7 separate regions of the Mus musculus genome follow, and all the other regions are linked to region 2. The links are chromatin loops, found by intact Hi-C in ENCODE. Cell type or tissue: left cerebral cortex. All regions are shown on one strand. Region 1 overlaps Gm20110 (predicted gene, 20110). Region 2 holds the start of Dusp6 (dual specificity phosphatase 6). Region 3 has its middle 72 kb from the start of Gm35035. Region 4 has its middle 93 kb from the start of Gm34921. Region 5 has its middle 60 kb from the start of Gm34983. Region 6 has its middle 30 kb from the start of Gm34574. Region 7 holds the start of Poc1b (POC1 centriolar protein B).

Region 1 (4,000 bases), 350 kb before region 2:
ATAACCGAGAGAAACATGTGCACTGAGGACAACAGTCAAGGATTGTACCGGGCTGTGGTGGCGCATGCCTTTAATCCCAGCACACGAAAGGTGGAGGCAGGAGGGTCTCTGTAAGTTCAAGGTTAGCCTGGTCTACAGAGTGAGTTCTACGACAACCCTGGGCTACACAGAAATCCTATCTCGAAGGAGGAGGGGAGGGGGAGAAGGAGGAGGAGGAGAAAGAGGAGGAGGAGGAGGAGAAAGAGGAGGAGGAGGAGGAGGTGGTGGTGGAGGAGGAAGAGAAAAAAAGAAGAAAAGAAAAAAACAAGAGTGGATAGGCAGGATTGTAAGAACAAAAGATGAAATATCTTAGCTCTGTGAGACATGTATACTGTGGACAGCTTTGTGGGTTTATTATAGCTTGAATGTAATTGGCTCCATAGGCCTACGAGGAGTGGCACTGTTAGGAGGTGTTGCGTTGTTGGAGGAAGTGTGTCACTGTGGAGGCAGGCTTTGCCCGGTATGACACACAATCTCCTTCTACTGCCTTCAGATCAAGGTGTAGAAATCTCAGCTCCTCTAGCACCAGATCTGCCTGCATGCTGCCATGCTCCCAGCCATGATGATAATGGACTGATTCAATTAAATGGTTTCCTTTATAAGAGTTGCCTTGGTCACAGTGTCTTCTTCACAGCCATGAAACCTTAGCCAAGACAGGGTGCTAAGCAAAGTTCTCTAGGTTTCTGACTATGTCACAAAATGACCTCCTACACACATTACGTACCAAGAAAACTTGAACTCAAGGAATTCCATCAAAACTACACCATTTATATTTGTTAAACCCATACTTACTTTTTAATATATGTAGCTCTGTATATTTTTGCATGTGTTCCTGTGTATTTTACATGTAAATGTGTAAAAACAACTTTTAAAATTTAGAAAGATAAAAGGCCAGTGATTTATGATCTTAACTAGCAAATGCCATTCTATTTTAGCTTACATTATCTGAAATGCTTCATCTCCTATATCATTCGCTCACGTTGTCATCTATAAGCTTGAAGTCCATTACACTCTTGTCTGATATCAGAAATGGAGTCTTTATCTGGTCTCCTTGACACTAAATCACAATTCATATAGGTAGAAGTTAATTATTTTACTCACTCAACAAATATTTATGGAATATGGGTAACCTTGCATATTCCTGATGTCCACATGGATAGACCGAAACAAACGAGGATTATGTTTCTGTTCTCCGTTCGTTTTGTTTTTGTTTTCTAGGACTAATTGTTCTGGAACTCCCTAGAGAGCCCAGACTAGTCTCAAATTTTAATGAATCCTCTGCTTCTGCCTCCTGATCGCTGGGACTGCAGGCATGCATTGCCACAGCCAACCTTCGAACATTATTGTATTTATTCAAATATTATTGTATTCAAATATTATTGCTTTTGTACTGAGCACACATAAAGAGACTTTCTCTTTTTTCTTTTTGTCTTTTTGAGACAGGGTTTCTCTGTGTAGCCCTGGCTGTCCTGGAACTCACTCTGTAGACCAGGCTGGCCTCGAATTCAGAAATCTGCCTGCCTCTGCCTCCCAAGTGCTGGGATTAAAGGTGTGCGCCACCACTGCCCGGCTGAGACTTTTTCTTTATTGCATTAGGACAACTATTTACATAGCATTTGTACATATTAAGTATTATAAATTACTTGAGAGTGATTTTAAGCATGATGGAGGATTACACAGGTTAATATGCAAATACTATGCCATTTTATATAAAAAGAACAACATAATGGTAGATTGGCCCTGGAACCAATACCCTGGGACACAGAGGGATTATTCTAATGCCATTGGGCCTGTGTGACAAACTGGATACAACATTAAAATACGAAGACCTCAAAAAGTTCCCAGAGAGGCATACGGAGCCCCATAGAGAGGAGGAAAGCATACATTTTAACTTATTATTTACCTTTAAGGTTTAAACACATTTCTCAGAATCAATGGTTTGTTAGTGTTCTTGAACAACAGATGACAGTGATCCTTAACAATGAATCAACACTAATACTGTATGAACTGCATCGGTAAGATTTAGAGACGATTTTGTTACACCTCCAAACATTATCCTCCTACCCTCATAAACCCCGGGGTAGATGAAAGAAATCCCTTTACTATAAATCTCAAGGGAGCTGCCGGGGTTAGTTAGTAGTGGATGTCAGTTTAAATCCTGAATTTCTTTCTGAGCAAGTGTGTGCTGCAGCAGCAGGGTAGGCCACTAGGTGGCAGAGTAGAGACACGTCTGGAGACCAGTAATAACAAGGCACCCAGCAGATGGCGTTCCATCATCTGCCATGAATAGGCTGGGTTCATAGACAATGGACTCAGCTAAGTCAGTTTGGGTACCACTCTTCTGCTCGTTCACGTTGCCTACAGTTAGTTATATTTTGCAGCTTCATCATCTGATTTTTTTAAAAAAAAACTCATTTTTCTACTGCAAACATATATTCATATCCATTAAACCAGACCATGCTTTTCCATGTTAGCAGGATTCAGTAGAACTTGGGGGAAAGAGGGGAACAAGCTCTCACTAGGTTTGAGTGGAGATGAAGAAAAGAAGGTAGGTGGATAGAGGTCTGTCGGGGGGAAAAGAGCTTTCTGCATACTTTGCATGTATAAGGAAAACAGGCCAGTGGTATATGTGTGTGCATCTGTGTATGCACGTGTAATTGCTTGCCTGTATTGGCACATGTGTACTGAGGGTAATCTGTTCTGGAGAGCAAACTTGTTCACGATCGTAATCATATAAGGAAGAATTCGCATTGGAAAACGTTTAGGAATTATGCAAAGGGAAATACACGAAAGCCCAAACTTCTAAGATGTTACATATGCGTTGGCAAATAGGGACATAGAAAAAACCACCAGGTACTGAGAAGCATGTAGAATTTTTTACTAGCACAGCAGCCTGAGAGGCTGAGGTGCACAGATGGCTTGCTCCTGCACCTTCCTGCAGAAGTCCTCCTTCCCCCTAGGGTCTTTCCCTGAGAAGAAGGCTTACTTCTGCCATTTGCCTCTACACTGCCCCTTGGAAGCCTTGATCCTCCTACCCCCTTGCATCAAATGTAGGGGTTCATTCCATCTCCTTAGCCACTCCAAGAGGACTCAAGGAGTCGAGAGTGACAGCCTGAGTAAGACAAATAAAAGCTCCTCAGCTTCGGTGGCTCCAGGGCCAGCACTCTCCTAGATAACCAGGTGCAGCTGGTGCCTATCCTTGAAGAAAAGAGATTAGGGTCCCCACGCTTAAATCATAGAAAAGAGGTAATCAGTGGTCACAGACATTTATGGCCAGCCATAAAACTAGTTCCTGATAGCCCCACAAAAGATACTCTTTAGTCCCCCTCCCAGCCTTGCACTTCTGCCCTACTAAATGGTATCATGTCTGAGTTAAGACTCACCTAACCGGCTTCCCCTCCCCTTCACCCTTAGCTTTCAAAGACTTTCTAACTCTTCAAGTGTTAAAGCACCCGAGCTAAATAAAAGGACCCTTTTGCAAATTGCAGTGGACTTCGAAATTCTCGAGTTCTTCTGGTTTTCCCACAGAAAGAGGGCATAACAAGAGGACCTAGTGACATTTAAGCAGATGAGGCATTCTCATAACCTTCTGTCCAGAGAGCTCCTTCCTGAGTGCATGCCCACAGCTCCTCACAAAGTACAGACATGAAAAGAAGGCAGTGTGACTTATAGCTCCCAGCAGCAGGATGATGGTTCACCACTGGGAAGGCAGGTGGGTAAGACTGGAATTTTTACAATATCATGCACATAACATGCAAATAGCCAAACAGCTCTCAAGGCACTTCATTGGAGCATTGTTGATGGAAGCTCTTCATGGAGGCAAAAGAGCAGGCATCTGTATAGCTAGGGTAATGTACAGGACTCTAGAAAGGACTGATGTCTGACTCAGGAGAAAGGGCTGATAGCGAGCTAGGACTCAGGTTTGAAAGCTGCATGCAAGCTCTGGCACTGGCCCTTCTGA
Region 2 (4,000 bases):
AATGGCCTCAGGGAAAAACTGGGACAGGTTTTGGCTCCAGTGATCCGAGATAGGAATTTGCTTGTATTTGAACTCGCCCGCATTCTCAAACAGATTGGGCAAATTGGGGGTGACATTCAAGATGTACTTGATGCCAAACTCTTCCAACACGTCCAAGTTGGTCGAGTCCTTGGCACAGCCCAGGTAAAGGAAGGGCAAAATCTCCACCGGGAAGGAAGGCTGGCTGTTGGACAGCGGGCTGCCATCAGAGTCCGTTGCACTATTGGGGTCTCGGTCAAGGTCAGACTCAATGTCCGAGGAAGAGTCCGAGCTGATCCGCAGGCCCCCGAGCCCCAGCACTGGCAAAGGCGGGGAACTGCTGCTGCACGAGCCGTCTAGATTGGTCTCGCAGTGCAGGGCGAACTCGGCCTGGAACTTACTGAAGCCACCTGCCAGAAACAAGAAAAGCAATCTTGTAACCGGAGAAGCTGTAGTAATTTACAGCTAGTGAGAAGCACAAAGAACACTATGGACAGGCACCCTAGGAACCCCCGGCAGTGGTAGAAGCACGCTTCAATGCGCACCTTTAGGAACACTACCCGCTGCTTACCCTGGGAACACTTATTCTCCTGAATCTGGAAATGCACAAGATTACTTTTCTTAATATTTCGAGGAGCTGCGAGGTGCCAAGCTGCACCCTGAACTACGTTTCCAGCTCTTGTGAACCTTAATCCTACACCTACCCAAAGAAAGGTGCCTGATTAACCCTTGAAGGAGAAGCTACCACGGTGGCCCAGCTAGCTCCCCTAAGCGCAATGCAAGCGGCGATCGCTACCTCGCTAACATTTTCCCCAGCCTGCAGTCCCAGCCCGGAGCCCTGCACCCGGGGCGCACAACATACCTTCCAGGTAGAACGCCCGGCAGCCCTCGTCTTTGAGTTTCTTGAGCAGCAGCCCGAGGACCGACTCTCCACCAGTGTTCTCATTCCAGTCGCTGCTATTCTCGTCGTACAGCACCACGGTGTCGGTGCCGCAGCGCCTGGTAAAGCGGTCCCGGTCCTCGCAGCGCGTGAAGAGCGCACGCACGGGCAGGTTGCCCTTCTGCAGACGCCGCAGCATGATGCCGGGGATGGCCACATTAATGGCAGATTCGATGTGTGACGACTCGTACAGCTCCTGTGGTCGGCAGTCCATCAGCAGAAGCCGTTCGTTGCCCAGCTCCAGCTGCTCGTTGAGCCACGACACCGTCTTGCAGATCGCCATTTCCGACGCGAAGGGCACGGGTCTGAGCGTATCTATCATGGGGGTCGAGCTGCAGGAGAAGGCGGGGTGCCTAGCAGACGCCCCTCGAGGCAGGCATAGGCCGAGCACGCTGCGCGAAGCTCCCGCTCTCGGAGCGGGGTTTGATTCCGCCTCGCCTTTCCCAAGCCGAGGCTAGCGGTTAGGGAAAGCGACACAGAAGTCAAGTCGGTGGTCCCTCTGCACCAGATCACTCTCCGAGTCAATGAATCTCTCTCTCTGAATGAAGGTGCCCAGTTTTGTTCCTACCCAGTGAATGAAATCCAATTAATTCGGACTCCGTGCCACTGAGAGGAGAAAAAGGGAAAAGAAAAAAAGTCTAGCGGCTCTTAATCCTTCCCTCTGAGGCTGCACCTCGGATCCAACCCGGTGTTTCTCGCCGGATTATTCAAGACTGGGTTTGCTCACAGTCCCTAGGACTCCGCGAGAGCACACCCCCTGTGCGAGGCAGCTCCTCAATGGATACAAACAGCCAGCGTCTCAATGGATACATTCTCTCGGTCAGCCAATGAGCGCGCTGCGGAAGGGGCTGTTGCCGTGGGGACGGGCCGGCTGGAACAGGTTGTGTTGATGAATTGTTAATGAGTTTGTCATTCACAAAAACGGAAAGGAATTTCCGCTCCGGATAAGCCCCAGTGCAAACAAGCTGCAACTGCGGGCTCGGCGGGAGGAAGGAGAAAGAAGAGGAGGCGGCGGTGGAGGAGGAGCAGGGCACATAAACCAGGGCACTAAAGTTGTCTCGTGTTTCCTTCTGTTTAGAGTTCACACTTCGCGTCTAACTCTTGCGCACCAGTAGTGCAATTAGCAAGCACAAAAGCCCTTATTCGCGACGCTTACAATCTTAAGTTAGCCTTAATAAAACTTGAGGGGTTTTCCCCCTTTTTAATTCTCTTTAACGCTAGATCCAAGCCCGCCATAGCGCCGCCCCTGCTCCCCCACCCCCAACCCGGTCCTCCTTTAGATCGTGTGTGGCATTTGTTTGGCTCTTTTAAAAGTCTAGTTCTGTTTGTTCTAATGTCCTTTTAGGCGAGGCTGTGTTGGGACTGGTGGACTGCCTGGGCTTTAGCGACCCAACGAAGTGTTAAATGCTAATCCAACATCTCTAGAAACAAACTAGTGTTTTGTTGAAACATTTTAAAGCAACTAAGCAAACAAGCGTTTGGTTGTCCAGAAAACCAGAAGCGCCCCAACCCCGGGCTTTCTCAACTTTCTTGGCGGCAGCGGAGGGGGGGGGGCGGGTGGTGTAAGCACCCAAAACCTTGTCAGCTATCCCTGCACTTTTCTTCTGCTCCGGTGAAGTGGGGGCATTCTGAGCCATTGTTCCGGAGATCTTGCTCCCCACCACCATCACCGGTCACCCATCGAGCCTGGGGAGTCGAGCTCCTTTAACGATCTGGAGCCAAGAGCAGAGTTTGGTTTCTAAGAGGAACCGGTCTGGCAAGGCAGCCTAGGTTAGGTGCCTGGGACGACAGGCCTCACCAACGTTTCCTGCACCCCGGAGACCTGCAAGCCTGCGGGAACTCAAGCGTAAACAGTGGCGGTTGTGGACAGAGGCCGGTCCCCTATCCTTTCTAGGCTGCAGCGGTCCCCGGGCCCCGCAAGGAGCACGCTAGCAGCTCCAAACGCGCTTGCGCGCTGCGCTTTGGCCGCAGCATTGCTGCTCTGGGGGATGGGGGGGGGGGGGCAGGACACGCGACGACCCCGTGATCGCTTGTAAGGCCGTCGCGGAACCGTCGCCTAGTGAGAGACCTGGAGCGGAAAAGGAGCCAGAGGTGTCCCTGTCTGGACCCCATGGTTCCAGAGTTAGGGTTGGGAAGTCTCATGGGCACCACCCGCAGGCAACTCAGGACGGAGGCGGCACCGGAGCCGGATGGAGGCGTGGCCGGCGGGGGCCGCGACGGCGACAAGAGCGCATCCCCGGCGCGCTCGGTTCTATTGTTATATAAAAGTGCAGAGGCCGCCCCTCCCGGACGGAAAACCACCTGTGTGCGGCGACGGCGGGCCCTGCGGAAGGCGCGCGTCCCGATCCGGTCAGCCCCTCGGGTCCCAGGGAAAGGAGCTGGGCTTTGTCCGGCCGCGACCGGGAGGCGGAAGCGCCGGCTGCGGCCCTTCCCGAATCCGGGGCGCGGAGGGCGTCTAAGGTCACGGGATCTCCCCAGCCCAGCGCCTCGCAGCCGGGTCCTACCTACTGTCGCCCGCAAAGCAATTTGCATTTTTAATCACCCGCCTCTTCCGGGGTTTGGGAAATGTGGGCTAAAACAGGGCGACTTGGAGGTCCAAGTAGCCAATTTTGGAGCCCTCCCGCAGGCAGGCGCCCCAGAAGGAGCGTTTTGATGAAAATGGGGGTTGCCTCCAACCTCTCTCCGCGCCTTTTTTGGGCAGCACTGGGAACAAAACGCCCATATTTCATTGGCTAGCTTCCAACTCCCGCTGGGGTAGGCCTGTGCTGCAGCTGACGCCCCCAGATCCTTCCCCATCTGTTACAGGTTTTCCCACCCTGAGACATTTCAGTCTGTGGGACCAATGGTTAGGAGGAGGGAAGTGGGGTGCTCCGCGGAAACGTGAAGGACAAGCCTCAACCTCCAAACAGAAGAGGGAAGCAGGTTGGGTTTTTCTTTACCAAAATTTGAAGTGAAGCACCAGACAGTTGGGAGGTTGATAATAATATCTTTGCACACTGGTGGAGAGCTCTAAGCATTTGTACCTATGTTTCTGAGTCTGAA
Region 3 (4,000 bases), 270 kb before region 2:
CTCTCAAATGGATGACTGGAAGGCCAAGTCTATAAGGGAAGGCTAGATGGAGTGTAAACTAACTCTGCCAAGGACACTGTAGACAGGGAACCAGTAAGACCCCCCACCTCAAGAGGAAAAGATGTATTTATGGCTGAAAAGGAAGTGCACGGGAGACTTGGTTTGTTTACATTGTACATTTGTCTGCACTGGCCATTGTTTTAAAACTTCTTTCCTTCGGTAATTATTTCCCAGAACTTCCTATCGAGCCTTCCAGAATATTGAGATTTACGTCTGAAAAATCAGGACACAAGCAGGGAACATCTGTGGTGTTCAACTTACACAGTGAATGGCTTTTTCCCGGCTCTTACATCACCAGGGATGACAAGCCAACCCACGGAAAGGACGTAAAAGGCTCTAGGGAAAGCATACAAGAGAATTACCCAGATCTGTCATATTTAGTGACACCGGGGGGTGGTCACTTAATGGAAATACCAAAAGTGGACTATACTTAATTTTTCTCAGGTCACTGTCTCTCCCACATGGTGAATCCACAGAGGGAGTCAGTTCTTAAATGCAGGCAATACTTAGCTTTATGCATTCAGTATTTCATAATCCACACAAGTACTACCTAAATGTAATTTTAAATATCACTTCTATTTCCTTTTCCTCACATATAGGTAGCTTCCCTGGCACCTTTTTGCTGGAGAAAGTATGTCCCCCTTTCTCCCTCCAGCCCCACCATGAAAGGGAAAAGTCTATTTTCAAATACAAAGGGAGATACTTCCTACGGCATGAAAGTGAGCTAGATACTAAATGAAGCATCCCAACATCCACCCCTTCATGGGCTTGAAAGAAGAGTGCATTGTGCATTTAGTAAACGCAGCTGGAGGTAGAAAAGCCCTGGAGATATCCAGGAGAAGATGTCCGTGAATTCAGGCCAAGCCAAAGCTGGCTTCCTCAATCTTGTAGGCAGCAAGCCCACCCTTTCGGGAGTGCCTGAGACAAGAGTCTGCAGTGTTTCTCCAGCAAGGAAGCTTCCTGGAGGTCTCCGGTCTCAGCTCTGCACTCATGAGAATCACCAGAGCTCACTTGTCTGGCCTCCTCATCCTGTCAGAAAGAAGGCTGGGAATTCCCTTTTAATCTCAGCAGTTCTGTGTGGAAAAAGAAGAGGAGAAGAAAAAAGAAGTACAAGAAGATACAAAAGGCTATAGAACATATGCATTCACATATATATATATATGTATATATAACACATAGCTAATAACTAATATATAATAAATATCACATGTATATGTAGACATGTGAGAATCTGCTTATCTGTAGGGTAGGTATACTTTTGTATACCATAGGTATCTATGTATATGCATGCTGATTATTTATGTTGTGTAAATATATTATATTATATTATGTATAATTATAATATAAATTATATTGTATATAAATATTGTATTGTACTGTACAATGTATATAAATATAGCATATACACTATGTTATATATACAATGGTACCCTCCTTTTTTTCAATCCTCACTGATCCTGATTTCTCATTATCTCAGAGCCTATATAGTCAAAGGGCTCAAAGGAATTATAATCAAAAACAGAAAAGCAGATGCCCAGCAGGGTGAGCCATTGTCAAAACGTGATATCCAAGGCCAGGCTTAAAAGCTGGTTGGTCCATCCCAGGGTAAATGGGAGCCTGAGGGAAGAAAGGGTTTGGCAGAGCTTCCAGTAGCCTTCCATCTCCAAACACACAAGTTGAACAACCCACGCTGTTCTCGTATTCTTCCTCTAAATGGGAAGAAACACTTATGTTAAGACATCTGTTTTAGCTCCCAAATGCCCTCAGAACACCCTGAACAACCCAGGATCTGCCTGCTTAGGGGAAACAAGGTTGGGGGAGGGAATGCTTGGGACCATTTGGGTGGCAGGCTGTTCCTTCTGTGCTCAAGGGCACCTGCCTGGTCTTTGAAGTTTGGGAAACTTCATCCGTGACACATTGATTTCCATACACTTTGATTCATGGGGACATAAAGAGACAGGAAAAGATAAACTTCTCTCCCTAAAGGGAAAAAAGAAAAAGAGCCGAGAAAGAGGTTGCAAATGTGCGCGTTTGTCCATCATCATGATTAAACTCCTCCCCTAACCAGCAGAACAGGCTGTAAGGAGAACTGTAGGCCCCCTGGAGAAAGGAGAAATCTCTGCTTTATGACAATCACATTGCTAATACGGGTATGTTTGTGATGTGTAAGCCTCCTGAAAGGCCTGAAAAGGTTCCTTTCTAAAAAGCAAAACTCTGGCATTGCCTGTCTGAAAGCCAACATAACCAGCACACCGAAGCTTTTCTTCGTTGTTTTCAGCTTTTCTCACTGGTCTTCGTTGTTTTCTGTCTGAAAAGAACCCCACCAGCCTTTCCCCTCATGACTAGACTGTCTGATTGATGGGACTCGTGTTTAACTAAAGATGTGTCCCCACCCCCATACAAATTCCTGGTATTTCAGCAGTTTTAAATTAACAGTCTCCGGTGGAACTGCATGTTAACAGCTCAATACGACAAAGTGGAAGCCAGGCCTGGAAACTGAGAAGTTATTTGCGGAGGTGGTGCAGGTCTTTAATCCCAGTGCTTGGGGGGCAGAGGCAGTAGAATCTCTGAGTTTGAGGCCAGCTAAACAGAGAAACCCTATCTAGGAAAAGAAAACAACAAACAAAAACTAACAATAACAAAAAAAAACAAAAAAAAAAGGTGACTATGCAGTGAGAATGCTCAGAAAGGACTCTGATAAGCATTTGAGTGGCAGGCACACTTGTTTCTTCAATTCTTCAATTCTTCAATTGTTTCTTCAAGGCTGGTGACAGCAGTTATGTCAAGCTGCTGCCTGCCTTTTTTATGCAGAGTGGGTTTACTGCACACTCTTGGCTGATCTCCATCTATTACTAAACCACTGGTATTTTACTAGCTCCTTCAGAAGCCTTGAAGACCCATGGTTCTCTGTGTTCTCTCTCTTAACATATTTTGCCTCCTGGTCATGAGCACTAAATGAGTTATTACTCTGCCAATTTGGGTGTGTGTGGGCTTCTATTTTAGTGCTAGCCCCTAATAATGGCCACCAAGATAGAAACAATTACAAAAATCAATATTTTTTTCTGCAATTGACTCTGTCTCACCAAGTGAGAAGACAGAGAGACAGAAACACATAGACAGACATTACCAAGTGAGGGGAGAGACAGAGACAGAGAGACAGACAGATAGACAGAAACTTGGCTAATATCCAAGATAAACTAGAGTAGTCAAGACAAGAAATTCTCATTTCTTAATTCACTGAGCATATCCAATAAATCACTCCAAGTCTCTTGAGTATCACATATTGTTTTAAGCTGCTGCCCAACTGGATGCTTTTTGTAGTCTAGAAGCCTCAGGCTCAGCTGGAGTCTAGCTGTCCAAATAGATAAACCATAAAATTGCATCATCATGCTCAAAGAAGATTCCTAAATCAAATTTTCCACTCAGAATACACACTGGGTGAAAAATCTATCCAAAAAATGTCAGTGTAGTCATGAGAGATGTTTTTATTCAGAAGATATACACCCCATTAATCTGTATGTTCTTAAAGCGATATATTTTCTATCTGGCTATCTGATATAAAGAAATATAGTCTATCCAGTCACCATATATAAAGAATTCTCAAATTTGAAAGCTCTGATGTAAGATTCTTTCTGCTTAAGGATAGAATAGTCTCTTGAGGTAATCTCTGGAATGTGACACCTGATTGTCAAAAACCTGAAGAGTTACATAAAATTACCAATTTCCTCTCCAAATCCTTGGAGATTCTGATCCAATAGGACAGAGATCAGGGTCTAGGAATAATTATTTTTAAAAACGGTGAATCGTATGTGGGCAACCAAAAAAAAGCAGGTCAGGTTTCCGTGCGTTTCCTCCTTGATAGAATATAGAATCCCCTGGGACATGAACATCTAGACATTGAGAATTCTGATTGACATGGGATCAATTGAAGATCCTCGAT
Region 4 (4,000 bases), 100 kb before region 2:
TCAAGAGGAATCAAGTTTGTATGTTTGTATTATTCGACATCAATTTTCCACATTCCCCCATAAGAAAATCTCTGGAAACACTCTCATAGACACACCCAGAATTGTACTTTACCAGTTCCCTGGGCATTAGTCACTGTAGTCAAGCTGGCCCAGGATTGGCCATCTCACTGTTTCTAGGAACACCAATAGCTACTCTTCTGTAGCTGAAGCAAGTGGGAAGGGTTTCGGACAGGACGTAGGAACAGATGTTCCTATTTGTAGGAGAGAGTTCCATTGTCTTCTTGAATTTAGTCCCCCTTATTTTATCATTATTATCTAAAATGATGTCTCAAGAATTACCCAAGCCAGACAGTGGAGGCACATGCCTTTAATCCCAGCACTTGGGAGGCAGAGGCAAGTGGATTTGTGAGTTTGAGGCCAGGCTGGCCTACAGAGTGAGTTCCAGGACAGCCAGGGCTATATAGAGAAACCCTGTCTAAAAAACAAACAAACAAACAAACAAAACAACAACAATAATAATAGAATTACCCAGCCCAAATATACTCCTGTAACCCTGAATCCTTCCCAATTAAAAGCAATTATAGAATATGAGTATAATTTGATATCGTTTTAAAGGAAAATGACCCCTTCCTTATTCCTTTTTGTGGTGGACTGATTATGCTTGGCTCAGGTAGTGGCACTATTAGGAGGTGTGGCCTTTTTGGAATAGGTGTGGCCTTATTAAAGGGTTGTGCCAGGAAACGTTCAAGAACCCCCAAAAGACCACCAAAGAGCCGATTCCGATGTAATCACATTAGCGTCTCTTAATTTAAGCTCCAGCTTCAGCTCCCCACCAACCCTGACACAGGAGGAAGGTGGAGCAGCCTGGAACCCTCAGCAGGACAAGGTTTCGTAGGGAACAGAAGTTAAGTGAGAGGGTAGCCAGTCTGGCAGTTATCTAATAGAATAACTACTGTAAGCCGACAGGTGGGTGCTCTGAAGCAAGACTGTATACAATCACAAACGGCCCGAAAGCACATCTGAAACAACCAGACTAATCTCTGATTTACTGTTGCTAGGAAGTAGCTATGGAGTAACTCAGGCCAAGGACAAGCCGTGGGGTTCTTCCTGGTACTTGGGTATAGCTTGGGTTTAGCTGTGGGTCAAGTTCTTACACCTTTTTTTTTTTTTAAAGATGGGGGCCAGTTCCAAGATGGAGTAGGCTTGGCCTCTCAAAAGGAAGTGTGGGGGTGGGCAAGAGATCCTCCAAACCACATGGGAGTCAGTCTTCTCTTGTCTGCCTTCAGAACAAGATGTAGAACTCTCAGCTCCTACAGTGTCATGTCTGTCTGCCTGGACACTGCCATCCTTCCTTCTATGATTTCATTGGCCTGAACCTCTGAACCTATAAGCCAGTCCCAATTAAACGTCCTTTATAAGAGTTGCTTTGGTCACAGTTGCTTTGCGTCAGAGCCATGGAAATCCTAACTAAGATACTTTTATTCACCCAGATCCTTGGAATAGGAAAGTGATACCTGCAACGCTAACAGGGGACACAGCAATAAAAGGCACATCCACAAAATGGTACAGGAGAAGGTTAGAAGCATCTGCACCTCAAATACAAGGAGCGGAGGCCCACCATGTCAGCTCTGGCTTGCCAGCAGCTGGGCTTTCCACGGAGGCAGAAAGAAGACTCCTAAATTAAGAAACGGTTAGTCCTATCCCCCTTAAAGCGTAGCACTAGCATCTGAGTGGGGCGTCAAGTGGCAACCATACACAACCAACAGCCAGCCAGCCATCTGGAGCCCTATGCTTTATACTCAAACTAGCTCCTGCTATACTTCCCCACACTGAGCTAGCCTTTGTACCTAGGTCACATGTTACAACAATAGAGAAGGTTGGCTCTTGCCCTTCTTAGTAAAGACTTGTGAAAGAGAAGCTACAGGTATAGCTAAGAACATTCAGAAATGGCAGTGGACACAATCTGCCCAGGGTTTGCAGCCCACGTTCTTGGAGCAGTGTATTACATCTGGAGACTTTTAAGGATGGAAAAAAAAAAACTGCTCATTTTTCCCTGTTCTCACACTGAGCTCTTTATAGAGAGAATCCATAGACTTAGCAAGGGAAAAATTCCACTTCTAGCTTCTGTCTTAACGATTTATACAGAGAACGGGCTTGGATAAAGCCATTTCTGTGAGATGGTCCTATCCAAGCCTGTTCTATGCATATCAGAAGGGTAGTTTCGTGGGTTGAACTGTGCCCATCCTCATTCATGACCATACCTGTGATAAATACTGTTGGTTGTCAATGTGGTAGGATGGAGAGTTCTAGGAGTCATACCAACAGGGCTTCTGTGTGATGCTGTCCTGTGGACTCAGGTCCTGGGCTGTGTCATAAGAGAAAGTGGGTAAGACATCCCATTCTTTTTTCCAAATGCAGACGCAATGGGACCAACTCCCTTGCACTCCTGCCGTCATGATATCTATAGTCATACATCATGCATTCAAACTACAAGCCCCTCCTTCCTAAAATAAACTCTTCCTTCCTTAGGTTGCTTTTGCTAGGTGTTTCACCATGGCACTGAGAAGGGTAGCTAACACGATGCTACAACCTCTGTATCTCAGGAAGGGACTGGATTTGGAATTCCTATTTTTAAAAGATGCATTAAATTCAAATGGGGCCGCAGTATAGACCTTCATCCAATATGACTGGTGTTAAAGGAGAAGGAACCAAGTCACAGGCAAACAGAGTGAAGACAATTTGAACCCACAGGAAGAGATTGGTTTCTACAAGCCAAGAAGCAAGGGCTCAGGAGAAAATCTGCAGGCACCTTAATCTTAAGTGTCTAAAAAAAAAAAAAGAAAAGAAGAGAAAAGAAGAGAAAAGAAGAGAAAAGAAAAGAAAAGAAGAGAAGAGAAGAGAAGAGAAGAGAAGAGAAGAGAAGAGAAGAGAAGAGAAAAGAAAAGAAAAGAAAAGAAAAGAAAAGAAAAGAAAAGAAAAGAAAAGAAAAGAAAAGAAAAGAAAAGAAAAGAAGGACGGAATGGAAATAAATCCCCACTGTCTAAGCAGCCCAGTCGACTGATCTTTAATAAGAAAGCTAACACAGTGAGGCAGAATAGCAAGCCCAGCTCAAGGATCACGGATCAGGAAGGGAAAATCAAAGCCTAAAAACGAGAGAGAGAGAGAGAGAGAGAGAGAGAGAGAGAGAGAGAGAGAGAGAGAGAGAGAGAGAGAGAGAGAGAGGGAGGCAGACTGCCATTGCCTTATATACTCAGAGGCACTAACCAGAAACAAATATACCACATTTATTTTAATACATTATTAATTTGGGGCAAGAACTGAATCCACAAGCCAAGCCTGTGTCCAGTCAAGCCCTAAGGCAACCCCTGGAACCCAAATCTTCCACCTGCCCAAAAGAGGCTGAGAAAGCAGGCACTTGCCCAGGACCTGTTTTCGATGTAACCAGAACTGCTAATGCAAGGAGACAGCTCCTCCTTGAAGGTAACACCAACAGCTTCCAGATGCTGACCAGGAGAGTCTCTCCTCTCCTGGGACCAGAGGTCTTCCTTAATTCTGCTCCAACAGGATTTGGGGACCGCCAGAGCCTAGTGACTGGACAGTCTTGGCCTCGCCTCTTTTTCCAAAGGAGAATTTCCCTGTCAGTTATTATGTTGCCACTGCACTGAAGCATGCCGAATACTCAGCTGCCCAAATTAGAGTCCTACCTCAGGCTCTCCTGAAACCCAGAGTGGCCAGCATCATAGAAGCAGACAAGAGGTAGACTTCTTGAAGGGAGGATATGAACCCCACCTGCATATTCCTCTCATTTTTCCTTAGAGCTAGAGCTCTGCCTATCAGTACAAAGGTTCACCAAAAAGATGGGAACTTAGAACTGGGCATCATGCTACACCCTTATAATAATACCCTTGATAATAGAGGCAGGAGAATTGGGAGTTCAAGACCAGCCTCAATACAGAGTAAGTTCCAGGCTAACCTGAGACACCTATGTTAAAAAATAATA
Region 5 (4,000 bases), 140 kb before region 2:
TTTGGTTTTGTTTTGGTTTTTTTTGTTGTTGAATGTGTTTGTTTGTTTGTTTGTTTGTTTATTGAGGCAGAGTTTCTCTGTGTATCCCTGACTGACCTGGAACTGACTCTGTAGCTCAGGCTGGCCTCGAACTCAGCGACCCACCTGCCTCTGCCTTCTGAGTGCTGGAACTAAAGGTGTGCTTCACCATGGCTCAGCCAGAAAACATTTCAATATCTACAAATGGTGCATGAATAGGAGAAAGGAAGTAATGTTCATTGCTGTAAAGGGGAGCATACTCCAAAAGTGACTCTGTGTGCCAGTGTCTTAATTCCTAAATTCTCATCAAAATATGAAATTTAATCAAATGTTAATGTAAAAAGTTCAACAGACTGGATAGATTAATAGACCTGAAATAAATTGGATGTTTTTTAAAAAAATACTCATTCACAAACCAAGCCAAATCTTCACAATGAATCCTATAACAATGTGGTTACATTCTTTTGAGAAATAGATACTTGCTACATTATATAAACAATTCCAGGATTCCAGGATGTACAGAAAGACCTAATCCTCCTGGCTTAATTTACAAAGCTAGTATAATCCTGACATTAAACACAGCACAATACACATACACACGCACACTCATGCACACACAGACAGACACAGAGAGAGAGAAGGGGTGGGGGGACAGAGGGAGAGCAAGCACTGGCATACTCAATTCAGTAAGAAGAACGAACATAAGCAGAATTTCTTGCCAGACTACAAGGCCTGTAATTCTCCAAAGTACATTGCTGCATTTATGCTTAAACTGGTTGATAAGAAATTGGTCAAGTCCATTCTTCTACTGGACATGTAACTTTTCTCAACTTGCTTTATATCAATAGTTTTGCTATAGAAACCATGTTGATTATTATATAATATGTATTATTAAATTATTTAAAATGAAGTGTTGAACAAAGCAACTACACAAGAGCCTACAGAAGAGACAATCAATCTCAGACACACATTTCTCAGGCGTTTTTCCCTTTGAGGCTATTGGTGACAATCCAAGAATACTTCTTAGCTTGTCCTCTATTTACTTTGTCCTGAGCTCAACAAGACAATGTCTGGTGTAAGACAAGGATAGGGTTAACTTGTCCTTCCAAGTCATTCATTCATTTCTCAACTACCCATCAAGCTGAGAGCTTGGTGCAAGTGAAACTCGGGCTGCCATCCAGGAAGGAGAACACACCTGTACCCCCTCGCTTTTCCTGGGGCCATGGCTTTGCTGGTACATTTGAACTCTAGCGTTCTCTGATTTCACTGTTCCACTCTAACTTGGAAATCTTTCCCAGTGGCCCTGGACCTGGATCTCTTCGATAACCAGTTTAATACATCATATACGTTCCCTCTGCCTTTGGCCTTCCATCCCCATTGAAAACCTTATTGCCGTTACACCTCACAGAAGGTAATAGGGAAATATTTTTAGGAAAAACACGACTAACACCTAAAAATTACAGAGATAGCAAACGGCATACATTTAAGGGAAAGTGAGCAGCAAGACGCCTACCGAGAGCCATAGTTTTGGGCACACTTTTAACTGATGGAATTCACACAGTTTCTGTAGGAAACTTGAGCGCTTGGCATCCCATCTTCAGAGAACACAGAACTGCAAAGCTTAGATGGAGCTCCTTTTCTAGAGTCCGGAAGCAGCTGAGTTTAATCCAAAGCCTGCACTGAGTCATCAGAACTACACTTTCTTCCATATGAAGCCAGCCAAATCATTTTTATTTTGAGCCTTGAAAGTGAGGTATGAATGTGAGAGAAACAAGATTTTTTTTTTCCTTTTGTGTTTTGTACCTCATTGTGAAATGAACATTCAGTGGTGTAGATTTCTTCCCACCATCAAGGCTAGAAGTTTAACAGAGATAAATCATCAGTTCATACCACCAACTTTAGGATCGTCGATGTCTAGTTATCTGCTTTACGGATTTTTTTTCCTAATTTAATATCTATTAAAAAATGTTTCCTTTTATATCATTGTCGTGATTGCTTTTATGAGCCATCTAAACCGAGCTAAGGATGCCCACATCACTGGTAAAATATCTCTGGGAATATGTTAGGATATTTTCAGATGAGTCTATCCTTTGAATCAGCAAAGGCTAAGCAAAATACATCCTCAACAGGGCAGGCCAGCATCATTCAGTCTACTGAAGGCCTTAATGGAACAAAAAGATACAGGAATGGTGAGTTCACTCTCTACTTGAGCTGAGACCCATCTTCTCCCTGCAGAGGGATCTGCCCTCCAGATTCTTAGGCTCAAGCTTGGACAGGCACTACCACCACTGGCCTTCTCTCTTCCCAAGCCCAAGCCTTTCAAATGAGACTGAGACTCACATCACTGGCATTGTAGTTGTTGGGCCTCTGGAATTGATAGCTTCTGTGGTTCTCCAGCTTACAGATGGTGGATAATAGAACTTCTTGCTTCTATAATCATATGAACTAAGACCTATAATAAATTATCACCGGTGTCAATGAATCCACCTATATCTATATGATTCCTATGGGTTGTATCTCACTGAAGAACCCTGACCAATACTCATCATACTTGATTTTAGGTCCTGTAATGAATAAGCCTAATTCATCTTTCTGGTCGTCTTTTCCTCCTAGGTACAGTTCCATCTGCTTTTCTCTTTTCTTTGGGAAATGCTTATACCTTACACCAGCACATACATCAGGGAGCCATCAATTATAGTAACCGATCCATATATCAGAGGCTGGACCCTCTGGGCAAACTAAAGATGGCACTTCAGGAAAAAGGGCCACCCCTCTCTGATACAAAGGCTTAAGATGCTAATCTGAAAGCATGCAAGAAGAGGTGACCTGGTGAAAAAGTCCTAGCTGCAAACATGTTACGAAGAATGAGGCTAGACAAGAAAGAGGCCTGACATCACTTGGGTCCCTGTGTCCAGTGGCCCTATGTAGAAGAATTTTAATCCAACAGCACGGCTGCTCTGGGACGGGATCAGGGATCACATCCAAACGCTTTCTGTGTCTGTGTGATCCGGCTGGAATGACACATCTTTAATCCCTCTGGCTGGAATACAGACACATCCTTAGTAAACACCTTTAATCACAAACAATCAAGGCAAACTTAGTTTGTGGAATAAGGCAGCTATTTTTGAAAGTGATATCTAATTGAGGGGGCAGACAAAGTGACAAATCAGAGAAAGATTTGACAAAATTAGTCAAAGACAGGATAGTCCCAACTCTCATGAGAAGAGACAGGAAAGACATGCTACTTACCAGAGCAGCTGAGAGAGAAAGGGATGGAGCGAGGTAAGTTGGGGGGCGGGGGGTGAGAAGTTTCTACTGGGACAATTTTACAGAGACAGGTTGTAGGTGAAGACAGAGTGAGCCAGAGAATAAAAAGGAGCCAGAAGATTAGATCAGATTGCCAGAGTTAGTTTGAGGCCAAGCAGAGCAATTTAGTCAGAAGCCAGCTTAAATCAATCAGCTTGGAGAAGAGTTTTAAGCCAAGATGGCTGACTTAAACCAGCCAGCCAGGGTTCAGAAAGAACTAGAAAGAATGGGCTTATTACAACAGTAAGACTCAGACAGGGACAACAATTATATCTGACGATGAAAAGTTGCTTTTAGAACTCTGCAGAGCCAGTTACATTCTCTACTACTCTTTTCTTTCACCTACACAGCTGCAAGTTGCATTTCTGTCACTTGCAATGAAAAGTCATAATTAATATGTTTCATAAAGAATGCCCCATTGAGCTAGTCCATTTTTCTTTTAATGAACAAAGCAGTCACAGAACTTTGACTTACAGTCTGTGCTCCCTGCAAACTATGATGGCACATGGCAGATGCACAGATCTTGTGGGAGTAACCAACCAATGTCTGTTTTGGTTTATGGCCCACTCCATGAGAAGGAGCCCATACCTAACACTGCTTGGGCAGCCAAGCACCTGATACTAGGTAGGCCCGAGACCTACTACAAACCTAAAACCGAATGCAACTGGCCTAAACA
Region 6 (4,000 bases), 61 kb after region 2:
GGTGTAGGAATAAACAGTACAGCCCTCCGGCTCTATCCCGGGGCTTGGACAGGCTTCAGTGAAATTCTATAGCGAAGGCCCAGCCGCTTCCCTGACTGTCTCTTTGTTCTACTAACTTTTTATCTCTGAAAAGCAAAGGGATTTCCTCCAGGGATTAAGGAGAGGAAACAACCTGAGGTAGGATAGTGTTTCATTAGAACTAATTCAGGCAAAAGTATCCTGAAGCCATCTCAGCAAAAAAAGTCCTTCGTCCCAACCTTGGACTGCTCCCTGAAATCCAACATCCAGCCGGAGAAACACGCCTCGCCCAGGGAGCTCTCCCCTTCTCCTGTCTCCCCAGCCGGAGGATCCTGGGCAAACAGAATAAGGCGGAAGAGCGTCTCATCAGAAAACACGCCTTCCCGCCTCCTCCTCCCCCCCTCAGTATTTTTTAATTTCAAAACTTTTAACAGGTACTACTTTGTGGACACGAAATTATTTTTCGAAATAGTTTTAAAAGCAGTAGACGGGTTTGGTTTGAAGTAAAGAGACAGAGGGGGAGGTCTCCCCCCACCCAATCCGCCTGCCTCCTTCTCTTCCTCTCTTCCCCTCCCTTTCCTCAGCTCCTGTTCCGGATTAATCTTTTTTCGTGGCAGCTCAGATACAACCGGACGAAGAACTGGAGAGCGGGTGTGCTGGCCGAGGTTTCTGGCCTCTGTTCTCCTTTTTTATCGCAAGCCTGAAGTCTGCAGGATTAAGTGTGACAATACAGGATGAGACCCGGGGTTAAAGAGGGCTAGTGCGTTAGCTCAGCGGTAGAAGGCTCGCCTAGCAAGCGCAGGGGTCTGAGTTCCAAGAGGTGGGGGGTGGGGGTGGGGGGTGGGGGTGGCAGTGCAATGGCAGCCTGGCTCACGCATCTTCTGCCTCCCCTAAGAGTAGATGAAAAGCATACATTTTAGCCAGGACTAAAACACTAACATTTTACAGTTCAATTTGTCACCACCCACTTGGAAATCTTCAGTGATAACTGTCATGGCCGGTCTCTAAGGCCACCACATTTCAAATATTTCGGGAAGTGAAACAAGTGCTTTCTCTTCTGATCAATGACTAATCTCATTTTCAAAAAGTTAGTTACTCTGCTCTTCTTAGGCCCTCTTCCTCAGGTATGGCTACTCTAAAATTTTAGAGAGGTACTTGGTCCCGTCTAATTTGATTGAAAATACTTCGATTTACTACAACTTAAGTTTCCTTTCTCACATTTCTTGTATTGTTAAACATTAAAGGAAGAAACAAAACCACTTGACTACTCACGCCGAGAATCCATGGTGCATAGAATATTAACTAACTTTATATCGGTGGTCCCGAACACAAAAGTAGCCAATCTTTATCTCCTTTGATAAAAAGCCAAATCAGCTTACACAGAAACAGCTTTGCATAGTTTCATATCACAAATATCAACTGAACTCTACTTTCTAAAGATATTGGCAGTCTTAGTTTTGGTATGAATTATATATATTATACATATATATATATATATTCTATTCATGATTTTTATTCACGTACTCTTGTTTTTGAAACTTACTTTCTCAGTGATCATTTCTTTTATTGCCTCGTTCTGGAATGCACTTTCATTTGTAAAAAGTTTCAAGTTGGGAGTTGCTTTTGGAAACAGAGCTTACTATGCAGCTCTGGCTAGCCTCTAAATCAGAGATCTGGCTGCTCCTGCCTTTTGAGTGCTGGGCTACCACACAGGCGACGATGTCTGTTTCTAACAGGAACATGTTTGACATTTGACTCCAAGGAAAACACAAACCATCCTCCCTTATAATACGTGCACGCACACTATCCCTCTCTGTCCCTACTGTGACCTCTGCTTCATGACAAACTATTGACCTATTTTCCTAGCAAGCCCAGGCTGCCGGCTGCCATTGTTACCTGGTTGAGTCATAGCTGGAGACAGCCAGGCAATCACACTATGTTCCTAGAGTTCAATGTTCAACCCTCTGCTGTGTGAAATCTAAAACCCGTGCCCGCTACCAAAGCATAAGCCGTTTGGGAACAATATATATATATATATATATATATATATATATATATATATATATATATATATATATACCACGTGGTGCTGGTATGCCATCACTTCAGAACAACATCTAGTTTCTGTTTTATTATTAAATTTGCTCATGGGCTAATTATGATTAATTTGACTCAAATCACCAAGTACTCTGATGACCTTATCCTTTTGGTAGTTAAGAGACTTCTAGAGACAGATGGTTATCTTCCAGTTCCCTTGCATGTGTGAAATTCCTCCCACCCAGCAAAGAAATGTGAGGTAAGGATCCCGGCTGGCTTATCTTTATAGAGAGAGAAAAAAAAATTGGAGGAAATACTATTTGTTTTGCAAATAGCCAAAGGGCTGGGAAGAAGAGGTGCAGGCAAATCTTTTTCTTAATGACACTCACTTGATTCACATTCCAGTTCCCTCCTCCACTTCCTGTGCTTGCCAAGCCTTTAGTTATAATCAAGGCATTAGCATTCTCAGGCCAGTTCCTCAGGAGTTATTCAATGGCTGGCCTTAGGCCAGCACCCTAAGGTTTTCTTTATATGAGATGCTAATTTCTTTTATGTACTTATTCTTTTTGTTGAACTTAAAAAAAATGAAACATTAATATAGTATTAACTATTATACTTTCACTCTCCACCTCTTTAATATTAGTCTGTGCCCCTTCCAGTGACAATGGAAATTATATTACTTGTGAAGGGAGCCCAGTGATAAGATGTATAAATAACGGCCCACAATTATTGAACAGTTTCTCTGTAACGGCTACTGTATAGACCATTTTGCAAACAACGTATATAATTATTTTCACCTTTCAGAAGCAAAGAAACTAAGATTTGTGGATATTTCTCTACAGGTCAGACTAGTAGAGAATGGCCCAGGTTGAGTCTGGCTTCAAAGCCTCTAGACGATTACTGGGCTCAGTAATAGAACAAATACCAGGGTATGGTAATGACCACTCATTCTCAAATACACATACACTAAAAAAAAAATTACCCTGGCTGTGCCAGTTCACACATTCTACTTTTTACTGCATTGGGCTCTAAGAGAAGACCTGTGTTTTGAAAATGTCTCAAGTGAGAACACTCCTTTATTCAGCAACCCATCGCTGAGCTGTTCCTAGGAACCAAGTGGCAACGTTAAAGATGAAACTGTCTGCCTTCTGCGAATGTCAAACCAGAATGGAGAAGGCACAACTGTTAGCCACACTGCAACCTAGGTCAAGGGGCAAGGCCTGGAGAGAAATTAGACATAATCCATCTGGAAATGACATCACACTAATCTTTGGCTGAAAGAACTGAAAGGCCATTAGACTGAGGCAGTGCTGTTACCCTGCACATCTCTGAGAACAACTGGGAGAGAACCATACACCAGAGACTTAGCCAATCAGAACTTTAGCGGCAGATTTTTCTTTCTTTCTTTTTCCTTTTTTAGTGAGACAGTTTTTCTTCGTAGCCTGGCTGTCCTGGAATTTGCTCTGAACACCAGCCTGGCCTGGAACTTGCAGAGACCTACCTGCTTCTGCCTCTCGAGTGCTGGGATTACAGGCGTGTGCCACCATGGCCTAGTTCCCTGCTTCTAATAGCTGTGTTCTTGTGTGTGTTGCTGGGTGAGACTCAAACATTTTATAGTGTGGTGAGGCCTGGTTCCTGAGTTAGTGTCCACCCAAATAAATAATAGCAGGGGAATGAGCATATAGAGAATATGTATAATATACACTTGCATGAAAATGTCCTCTTATAATGTCATGAACAATAAGTATGCATAATAAAACTAAACAAAACAAAAACCAATAGCTGTTTAAGGGGATGGAAAAGCTAATTTGATTTGAGTATTCTATATTATACACATGCACTATCACTGTAAACTTCACAAATACATATAATTATCTGTTTATTAAAAAAAAAAGAAATACTGTTGCGCATGGGGTGGCATGTGCTTGTGATTCCAGGCCTCAGG
Region 7 (4,000 bases), 160 kb after region 2:
TTCAAAGAACTGATTGCCTCCTTGACCGTGGCATCCAAACAACGAAAGATTAGCCCCCGTAGGGTTGTTGTCGGGAGCGTTATAATCTAAGCACTCGGAAGAGATGCCCATGCTGCGGATGGCTCCGTGCCAGCCAGGTCTATCCTCGGGGACGTGTAAGTTAGAGAACACATTTTTCAGATACCAGTCGAAGCTCTTACATTTCAGCCGTTCCCTTAGTAACTTCCTTTCAGAAAGATCGCCATAGGCCTCTTTCCGAGCTGGGGGGTTTCGGTTATAGAAATGCTCTTTGTATTCATCCATCCACACTTCGGCCGCCCGCGCGGTATTCTGTAGGAAGTTGGGGCGAGCATAGGGCGCGCGCTTGGGAAACACGTGGCCCACGTGCGAGCATGGGTGGATCTCCAGCTTGCCGCCACACTGCCAAACCCTGAAAGACAACTCAAGGTTTTCGCCTCCCCAGACTTCCATGCCAGTGTCATAGGTGCCCAGGTACTGAAAATACTTCTTGCTGACAGCAAACAGTCCTCCTGCCATGGTGGGGGACCTGATGGGGTCAATTCTTGACGTTCGCCTGTCCCTTTCATGTTTGGGGACAGAATGCCACTGGAAGGTCAAACGCCAGTCAAACCCACCAATCATGGGCTCCCCGGTCTGCATGTAGAATTCGAAAGTGTTCCAGTCAATAGTGTCGATGACAGGACATACGATTGCGGTTTCGTCTCTACTGATCCTCTCCAAAAGTGGTTCCAACCAACCAGTGTTACACTCACAGTGACAATCCAGGAAAGTGAGGACATCCCCGGTGGCAAAAGTGGCCCCAATTAGACGGGCCCGGACCAGCCCCTCTCTCTTATTGGTTCTAATCAAGCGAACTCTCTCCAGGTTGCTGATGTAAGTTTCAAGTTGCGCCTTCAAATAAATTCTATCACTCAAGTCATCCACCAAGATGATCTCCTTTAAAAGCACAGCTGGAGAAGTTTCTAAAACACTGTGAATGGTCCGAAGCAGAGTGGACCAGGCTTCGTTATAGAAGGCGATGATAACGGAGGTGGTGGGGAGCGACCTGTAGTGGAACTTCTTGGCTTTACACTCATACATTCTTTTATCCTCTATGTGGCGGTGCAGGGAGATCCTGTCACTGAGGTAAATGTTGATGGCATATCTCTCAATAAGTTCTTCTTGCTGCTTCAGTTCCCCCTCGTTGAGCTGGAGTTTGCTTGCTCTCCCCCATTCCCCAAGAGCATGGGAATCTGCAGGGGGCTTTATATAAAGAGGCTGAGACAAATCCTCTTCCCTTGTATCAAGGTCCGGGAGCCGCCTTGGCCCCAGCTCCCTGGCACCGCCGGCTCCTGGAGAGGCATACAAAGTGGAGACTGAGAACTCCACCAGAATATAAGCCAGTGTTAAAAGGGCCAGCAGCAGGCAGCTCTTGCCTGCCCAGGTCCACCTCACGGCCATCCGGATCCTCACGGGTCGTGTGTAGACGCGGCCACCGAGCCAGCACGCGGGGAAAGCGCCGCGGATCCTGAAGCTGGAGTTCCCGGCTCAGGTAGGGGCGAACTTCCGAGAAGGTTCCTCCTTTCATGTAGGCGCTCGGCTCCTTTCCGACACCGGAGTTTCCCAGGGGTCACTTGAGACCCCCTCGCTCCCCGGCCTCTGGTGGTGCTCAACTGGTCGGTCCCCACTTCCTCCTGCTCGTCTCAGAACTTTTCACAAACTCTCCAGCCAATACTCCACCCTCCTCGGGCCGATCACAAACCCCTCCCCTTCCCACTCACTCCTCCTGGTGGTTAGTTCACGAAAGTTGTCTGTCAGGCCGGGACCAGTCGAGTCCTTACCCAGCAAAGACCCAGGGACCCAGAGTGGCCGGGTACATCCCATCGCGCCTGGCTCACTCAGGCAGGGATGGAAGAAAGGCTTTCTGCCAAGTGAGCTTTGGTTACTGTCAGAAAAGGAAAGAAGAAAGAAAGGAAAAACAAAAACAAAAACAACTTACCAATTTGTTTGCAGTTGGGGCTGAAGTCAGCGGAGGTGATGGCAGCTTTGTGACCTTTAAAAGAACGTTCCAGAATCGGATCCTCCTAGGATGGAAAGTTGTTAGGTTTGAAAGCAGGTGCAGAATTCCAGCTCTCGACATCAGACGTCAACGTTGCCTGTCCCCCGGGATCGAAGAGGAGGACCCCGCAGCATCAGCGGGCAGCGAGAGAGGCGTGGGCATTACAACCCGGCTGAGAGGCTCGGGCACTGCCCCAGCTTCCATCCGGAGGGGTCCCCACCATCGGGAGGAACCCCCAGCCCAGGCACCAGGGCGAGCCGCCGAGGGACCCGCCCACCGCACCGAGCTGCAGATGCTCGCCGAAGCCTCCCGCGCTCTTTAAACCTCCCTGGTGATTCTGACGCAGGCGCGCCGCGGGAACCCAGCCGGCGAGTCCCGGAGCCAGCTCCGCCTCAGCCCCGAGCGCCGGGATCTCTCCGGGAGCAGCGCTCACCGCTCAACCCGGGCACGGCGTCCCGCTCCGGGGAGGTGAGCGAGCTGCGGAGCTCCGGGTCTCGGGGCTACCTCCCAGGCCTGCCAGACTCGGCGTGGTTCCCCTCCTCCCGGTCCCGCCGCCCAAGGATGATCGGCTCCGGTAGCGGCGGGGACCTTACCAGGCCGGAGGCCATGCGGGGAGCGGACGGCGCCCGGGGCCTTGGGGGACCAGGGAGGGGTGGGGACGAGGGGGGACCGTGCGGCGCCCGGAACCGTCAGACTGGAGTGCGGGCGCTTCCCGGTCACTACAACAACGGCGGCCCAATCAAAGCCCGCGCTCCAGGCGTGGCCAGACGAGCCCCGAGACGCCGCGCGCGCGCGCGCTGCCGACAGCCGAGAGCCTGGCGGGAGCGCGCCGCGGGGGGTCCGCCGCGCGCGCACACAGCGAGCCCCGCGAGCTTCGGAGGTAGCGGACTACCGGGTTGTTGTCGGGAAGCGGGTTGGGACTTGGAGAGAGAGAGAGATGTGATCGGTGGTGGCGAAGCGGAGGAGAGTCGGTGATCGATGCAATCAGGATTCTATTACACCTTAAAGAGAACGGCGCCCAACTCGGCTACTCCGGAGAGGGGAGCTTGGGTGCACAAGCTAGACAGTAACAGGACGTTGAGCGGGACTAAGTTCCTTGTGTTCAATTACTGGTTTTGCACGTACTATAGATACAAATGCTGGCAGCACATGATGGGTAATATTTTATTCACATGTTCACCCTGTTTTTCTTTATTCAATAGTATTCTATTATCTATTTGATTTATTCTGTTCTCAACCGCTTGTTTGCATATGCCTTATTAAACTCACACACACACCTGAAGTGGTCGGAAGACTTGGAAACTTTAAAGTTTCTAGACCACGTGGTTACAATAACGGTCCCCACTTTAGACTTTTTTTTTTCCCCACACATACTATCATTTGTGCTTCAGCAACAGGGTTTCAAAGCTAGAGAATGTTGTCGGTGGCAGTTTGTACATGGAAGGCCACATTTTGATGCTTCTTCATACCCCTCGACAACAAACAACAGCATTAAACCCTGCCCCGGAGCATAAAAGACTCAGCTGAAAATTACATACGGAACACAACTTCTTGGCAGTGGAATGTCGTGATAAACTGGTAAGGTACATGTTGTGTGTAAATAAAAAGTGTAGTAATTACAGGTTCCCTCGCTGTATTTGCGTTTAGTCTTAACCACTATATAGCAATTATGTAAGTGCAATACCGTATTAGTTTGACACATGGGTGGATGTTAAATATCTGTTATATGTTTGACACCAAGGGCTAAACTTTGTTATAAACAAAACAAACCCCTGAATGCCAACATAGTTCCCTCCCCTCAAGAACTTGGCACTGGGATGTAGCTCAGTTGGAGAGTGCCTAATGAACTAAACCCTTGCTTGTATTCCCAGCGCCCTCATCAACACAACCTGGCATCAGTAACTATAGCCCTGGGGAGGTGGAGGCAGGAGGATCAGAGGC

What was found. Peaks named below come from ENCODE experiments on the same cell type or tissue, not always from the same donor. Only the 100,000 strongest peaks of a DNase experiment are listed, where the experiment ranks them.
Region 1: it touches region 2 in a loop (2.8-fold over the local background); 7 of 42 quality-filtered maps call a loop at or near these places.
Region 3: it touches region 2 in a loop (2.2-fold over the local background); 8 of 42 quality-filtered maps call a loop at or near these places.
Region 4: a loop joins it to region 2, with 2.2 times the contacts of the local background. A loop is called at or near these places in 2 of 42 quality-filtered maps.
Region 5: a loop joins it to region 2, with 2.2 times the contacts of the local background. A loop is called at or near these places in 9 of 42 quality-filtered maps.
Region 6: a loop joins it to region 2, with 2.1 times the contacts of the local background. A loop is called at or near these places in 21 of 42 quality-filtered maps.
Region 7: a loop joins it to region 2, with 3 times the contacts of the local background. A loop is called at or near these places in 3 of 42 quality-filtered maps.

What each region holds. Positions count from the first base shown.
Region 1 is chr10:99,614,271-99,618,270 of GRCm38, reverse strand. The region is part of intron 1 of Gm20110 (predicted gene, 20110); the gene reads right to left. Among named protein-coding and RNA genes, the nearest start is that of Gm20110, 7.1 kb to the right of the region's middle. In left cerebral cortex, a CTCF peak has its summit at 2,261 (motif pointing right); DNase peaks (open chromatin) are centred at 470, 2,288 and 2,745.
Region 2 is chr10:99,260,972-99,264,971 of GRCm38, reverse strand. Dusp6 (dual specificity phosphatase 6) reads right to left here and starts at 1,741. Exons shown (of 3, transcript NM_026268.3): 1 at 881-1,741; 2 at 1-428. The coding sequence starts at 1,280. In left cerebral cortex, CTCF peaks have their summits at 1,910 and 3,117; DNase peaks (open chromatin) are centred at 1,820, 2,742, 3,181, 3,679 and 3 more places; H3K4me3 peaks cover 4,000 bases; H3K27ac peaks cover 3,855 bases.
Region 3 is chr10:99,530,650-99,534,649 of GRCm38, reverse strand. No RefSeq gene overlaps it. Among named protein-coding and RNA genes, the nearest start is that of Gm35035, 72 kb to the right of the region's middle. In left cerebral cortex, a CTCF peak has its summit at 1,613; DNase peaks (open chromatin) are centred at 353, 902 and 1,756.
Region 4 is chr10:99,362,119-99,366,118 of GRCm38, reverse strand. No RefSeq gene overlaps it. Among named protein-coding and RNA genes, the nearest start is that of Gm34921, 93 kb to the right of the region's middle. In left cerebral cortex, no CTCF peak of the experiment used is centred here; a DNase peak (open chromatin) is centred at 1,829.
Region 5 is chr10:99,397,927-99,401,926 of GRCm38, reverse strand. No RefSeq gene overlaps it. Among named protein-coding and RNA genes, the nearest start is that of Gm34983, 60 kb to the left of the region's middle. In left cerebral cortex, no CTCF peak of the experiment used is centred here; a DNase peak (open chromatin) is centred at 1,657; H3K27ac peaks cover 1,659 bases.
Region 6 is chr10:99,200,439-99,204,438 of GRCm38, reverse strand. No RefSeq gene overlaps it. Among named protein-coding and RNA genes, the nearest start is that of Gm34574, 30 kb to the left of the region's middle. In left cerebral cortex, no CTCF peak of the experiment used is centred here; a DNase peak (open chromatin) is centred at 2,429; H3K4me3 peaks cover 656 bases; H3K27ac peaks cover 312 bases.
Region 7 is chr10:99,105,876-99,109,875 of GRCm38, reverse strand. It overlaps Poc1b (POC1 centriolar protein B), which reads right to left and starts at 2,794. Exons shown (of 12, transcript NM_027740.7): 1 at 2,653-2,794; 2 at 2,000-2,084. The coding sequence starts at 2,667. Galnt4 (polypeptide N-acetylgalactosaminyltransferase 4) reads right to left here and starts at 1,741. Exons shown (of 1, transcript NM_015737.4): 1 at 1-1,741. The coding sequence starts at 1,461. In left cerebral cortex, a CTCF peak has its summit at 1,787; DNase peaks (open chromatin) are centred at 1,767, 2,439, 2,824 and 3,046; H3K4me3 peaks cover 2,591 bases; H3K27ac peaks cover 1,926 bases.